Linked DNA regions of Homo sapiens: region 1 is linked to region 2. Evidence: chromatin loops called from intact Hi-C (ENCODE). Cell type or tissue: IMR-90. All regions are shown on one strand.

What was found. Hi-C counts contacts between places; a loop is a spot of excess contacts. Peaks named below come from ENCODE experiments on the same cell type or tissue, not always from the same donor. Only the 100,000 strongest peaks of a DNase experiment are listed, where the experiment ranks them.
Region 1: a loop joins it to region 2, with 1.9 times the contacts of the local background. A loop is called at or near these places in 3 of 110 quality-filtered maps.

What each region holds. Positions count from the first base shown.
Region 1 is chr5:68,660,375-68,662,874 of GRCh38, reverse strand. The region is part of intron 2 of LOC105379013 (a long non-coding RNA gene); the gene reads left to right. Among named protein-coding and RNA genes, the nearest start is that of LINC02198, 370 kb to the left of the region's middle. In IMR-90, a CTCF peak has its summit at 1,429 (motif pointing right); no DNase peak of the experiment used is centred here.
Region 2 is chr5:68,483,262-68,485,761 of GRCh38, reverse strand. All of the region lies in intron 3 of LOC105379013 (a long non-coding RNA gene), which reads left to right. LOC105379012 (a long non-coding RNA gene) reads right to left here and starts at 2,325. Exons shown (of 4, transcript XR_948411.3): 1 at 2,024-2,325. In IMR-90, no CTCF peak of the experiment used is centred here; DNase peaks (open chromatin) are centred at 941 and 1,261; H3K27ac peaks cover 1,061 bases.

The sequences.
Region 1 (2,500 bases), 180 kb before region 2:
TTCAAGATATAAGAAAAAGAAAATCACTAAGATTCCATAATATAGCTTGGATTTACAAAAATTGCAAGATTGACTTTTATTCTATTTTTTAAATAGTAAATTTTCTCTTGTTATTTGGAAGACCTCTAAGAAAAAGTAAAAGCAATGTAATATCAATCCCTACAAATAAATTGCTCAAAAATAAAATCCAAAAGCTAAAATGGGATCCTGTGTTTCCTGATGTTATAGTTAACGTGTTAGACACCATATAAAGAAATTTATAAACGTGACTAAATCCAGCTAATGGATTGAAAAAAAGAATAAAGTTTCAGTTGGAGATGATGAAAATGTTCTGGAGATGGAGGGTAGTGATGGTTGCACAGCAATGTGAATGTACTTAATGCCACTGAACCATACCCTTAAAAATGGCCAAAATTATAAATTTTATTATGTCTATTTTACCACAACAAAAAAAAGGCATGTTTATTGAATGCTTACTTTGTGTCAAATACCTGATGTCATCAGTGCAGTTATCACAGTGACATGAGTTAAAACTATCTCTCCTCCAGTGGATGGGGAAGGCTGACAGAGACTAAGTAAATTGCCCAGAATCACAACTGGTCATGGCAGAGCAGGAGGAGGATTCCAGCAGAAAGCCCCCAGAGCCTCGTATATAACCACTACAGTGCTTGTGAGGCCAGGCTGGGGTGCAGAGGCGTCATTCCCCTGGGTGTGCCATGCCCTCTTTCTTCTTTCCAAACTCTTAGGTGATCTGGGATTCCTTAGCTACCTCCTCAGAATCTCTTCTGATTTCTTTCAAGGCTCTGTGGGGAAAAAAAAAAAAAAAAAAAGCTTTGTACGTAAGACCACTTGTACTCTCGGCCAAAGCAGCTGCTGACATCCTCAGAAGTGAAGACAAGCATGCCCGTGTCCCAAGGGCTGGAGGAAAACAGTCTCCCAGCACCCCTCCCAAACCAGCCATCATCTGCCTCCACTGGACTTGGTTCTATGTGGCCGCCTCCACCAGACTCTGCTTATAAATGGCCAGGACACCTTCCACCATGTCTATTAGCCACTTTTCTGCCAGGTGGTGGTAATTCTCACTAATTTGTACCAGCTTCATAGATGTCAAGCCAAATTTCATTTTATTATGTTTTTGAAGAAGAAATATTGATTAGCTGGGTGTTAGTGAAATTATTTTCTACAAGTTGGGTGATGGAAAGAGATTTCAAAGTATGCCTACTATCTAAAACACATTTACAAATGATATATGCAAACATTATTTTAATAAAAATTACATTGGTGTGAATAAACAGAGTGTGAGCAGGCAGCATAATAATGTCTATTTTTCTGAGTGCAAAAATACACAGTTCAAAGATAAATCTGTTTTAGGGCAAGAAGGTAATTGGGGTAAAGAGCAGGGAGTGTGTCTTAGAGCTGTGGTTCCTGACTGGGCCAGCTGAGGGCAGTGGTTCTGGTGAGAGCAATTGTCGGCTTAGAGGCCTAGAGTTTCCTAAGGATGTCTGCTGAATAGTCATTGTGAGTAATTAGGAGAAAGAGTATCTCTAGCATTAACAGGGCCCAGTTAGGGTGAAGGGTGATAGGAAGTGCCCAGACTGCCTACCTACTGGGTTTCTTAAAGAGGTCCTGGCGGTCCCCGAGGTACATGCTGGAAGTGCAAATCCTAGTGCCCTACCCATAGATTACTGAGTCAGAAATCTCTCAGGTGATTCTTTTTCACAGTCAAGGCTGAAAATTACTGCTGCGTTAGCTTCTCTTCAAGTGGAAGCATGGAGTTGAAGACAATAGAAGGAACTAGACCAAGATTAAATGCTGGGTTTTATGGGATTGCTATAGAGCCATGTAGGATCCGATGCAGGATCCGGGAAGTAGAAATGCAAGAAGAGAGTCAGAAAAAGAGATCTCCTAGGAGACTGTTAATTTACTAGCCTGGTTGGAAATACAACGCATGGAAACAGGTGAGGCAGACAGAGTCATCCAATTGCAGGGTCGGAACTTGGAAGGCCTGAGGCATGAAGGGAACAGGGTGGGGGTGCAGTCCTCACTATCGGGAGGGCTGAGGGCCACACCACAGTGCAGGACCGAGAGGCTGGGGCCAAAGGAGCTACTGGGTCCCAAGTTCTGTCCTGGAACAGTAATAAGCCGTCCTGCACCTGTCCTTGGCTCCAAGGCTAAACTGGAAAGCCCAGTTTCCCATCATGCCTTTCCAAGTGGTTGCAGTCACAGGAGGTCCTGTTATAAATCCAACTCCCAAGTTTCAGACATGGGAAACTGCAATGTAAGATGCGTCTTTAGAGCTCAACAAATGGACTTGCCTTGAGGGGCTGGTGAAGGTGACACCCATCCACCCGACTTCCTTGCCCTTCGTGGGAAGAGCAGTTCAAATGTTGGGCTCAGTGTGAGCAAAGCAAACAGCACAGGTTGAGAAAAGAAGTGAACTGTTGGGACTCAGGAACCCGTGTGTGTGTGTGTGTCTGTGTGCACGCCAAGTGGAGAGGGC
Region 2 (2,500 bases):
AACTTTTCTTTGCTGTCTTTAGAAATGAAGAGCTCCCAAACAAGATGAAATGTGAAAGAGAAAATCTGTGTTTACTTTTGTACATCTGAATATAATATCTAAGTTGTTGACCTTTCTCAGAAATAATTGAGAACCGGCCTCATATCAAAGCTTACTTTTAGTTTGTTCATTTGAAAGGGGTGGAGGTATTTTGCTTAAGACATCTAACTAGCTCACATAGCTGTGGTGAATGCAAAAAGCTATTTTTTAAGTAAATTTTGAAGCCCTATAGGATAAAAGTGGGAATCTATTTTTTTAAATATGAGAGTGGATCACCTAAAGGCATTCACCAAAACACACATACATGTAGACACACCATGTCACACCAGCCACTTAGCTATAGAAGTAGTTCTGAATAAAGTTTATGAGCCCTAATCAGATGTACCTCAGTACTTACTGCCTTAAGCACTTTCTGTTTGGGGCTGAAGTAATCTGACTAAAAATATATCTACCAATCAACACCTTTCTGTTGTTTCTAGCTGCATGGATGCTAAGGGTAGTCTCCAAATATACTTCAAAGAGCCCACAGTTCTCCAGGACACTAATTCACACCAGTATTGTGTAAAGCAGAATAGATGTGTACCACAGTTACCAACAATGTCAACAAACTCAAGGTGTTAGCATGTGAAATGAGGTTGTTATTTTGATGATAGTGATTATATCAACTGTTCCTCCTTACAATCACAGGGTACTTTCAGATCATGGACACTAAAATTACCAACCAGTAATTTGGAGATCAAATTAACAGCAACCATTCAAAGTAAATTGGGTCATTTCGACTCAGTGGTATTAGGCAACAGAAAGAATGTGAAGTTCTCAAACTGGTATGAGAACTGCAGCTCAAGCTTGTTGCAGTTCTAGACAGATGGCTCTTTCAGGCATTGTTCAACTAAGGGGTCATTTCTGCTGTTGTCAGAACGGAAATTCCCAAAACACATACTTTAGAATCTGTAGGCTGCCTTCATAGTATATTTCAGTAACTCCAAAGGCTTCACTGTTGTAAAATTCTTTACTTTGTAACCCAAGTTCTCCAACCTCCTGAGGAGCCACTGTGTCCTTGGAAGTCCATCAGTCTTAGTCCAAGTCTCCGTTTTGGATACAAGAAGTCCTGCATCCTGCTCAAGTATTTCTAAGCATCCCAGTAGAGTTTACATTCCTGGTGGTTGCTTATTGTGTCAGTTAGAAATTAGGTCCAGCTGCATGTAACAGAAACTCAACTGCTGTGGTTTAACCAAACAGGAGGAGGGGTGATTTTCTCATGTATTCAAAGTCTGGACATGAGCAGTACGAGGGCTCTGTAAAGTCTTAGGAGCTCCATGTCCTATCAACATTTTTTTCCTCTATCCTTAACATGTGACTTTTTGCCTCATGCTTGTTGCCTCATGGTCACAGAATGGCTGCCCTTTTTCCAGGCTCATGTCCTTACTCTCAGCAGAAAGAATAAGGGGCAAAGGACCAAGGGGGAACCCCTGAAGCAGAAAAGTGAAACTTTCCCAGAAATTCCTAGCCAAGTTTTAATTATATCTCAGTGACCTGAAATGAGTGTCAGTGCATTTTCTGAAGCCTGGGAAGGCAAGGATTATAGCAAAGTGCACTCCCATCTAAAACAAAATATGAATATGGCTGGTAAGGAAAAGGGGAGCTGGGCTGCTGAGTACCCAGCAGTGTCTGCCACTCTTCCCAGCTCTCGTCCTGAACCACTCCACGCTGGCCATGTCTGGTCATCTCCTAACTATGAGATAGGAAAAATTTAAAACTAGATCTGAGACGTGAATACCCTAGTAGTGGCCTTGCCTCTTCCTGGGAGGAGTAGCCTCCTGGGTGCCTTCTTCCTGATCCTCCACTCCAATACCATATTGCTGAGATCATGGTTTTTTTTTCTTTATTCATTCAATTAATAAACACTTTTTGATCAATTTCTATGCATTAAGTACTGTTTTAGACATTGGGGATATGAAAGAAACCAAGATCTCAAGACCCTTACCTTACATGGAACTCATATTCTAATGGAGGTTACTGTATTTCTCTCCCCAGTTGTCCTCTTAGCAGGCACATTTTGCAGGGCACTCCCTGCACCACTGTTTATGGTAACCGTGGTCACTCCCCAGAGACCAACGTTCTAGTCTTCTGTCTCTCTCTCCATTAGAGGAAGTTTAAAAAATCAGGCAACGAATATTATTTTTGCAGAAATAAACACAATGACCTATTATTGCAAGTCTTTTATTGTCAAACAGTATGTTTATCATCTCAGTCTGAAGCCCCCGCCTTTAGGTATTTCCATTTGTCCAGTGTTTCCTCAAGAAGAATGTTTTTACTTTCTTACTGCATGAGAGGCTTTGCTAAACACAAATTCCAGTTTTCACCTTTACAGCCACAAAGAGTTCAGAAAATTGGGCACCCAGTGTATTTGAGCATCTCCTTAAGCTTATGTATAATAGAGATTCCTCAAAGAGCAACTCAT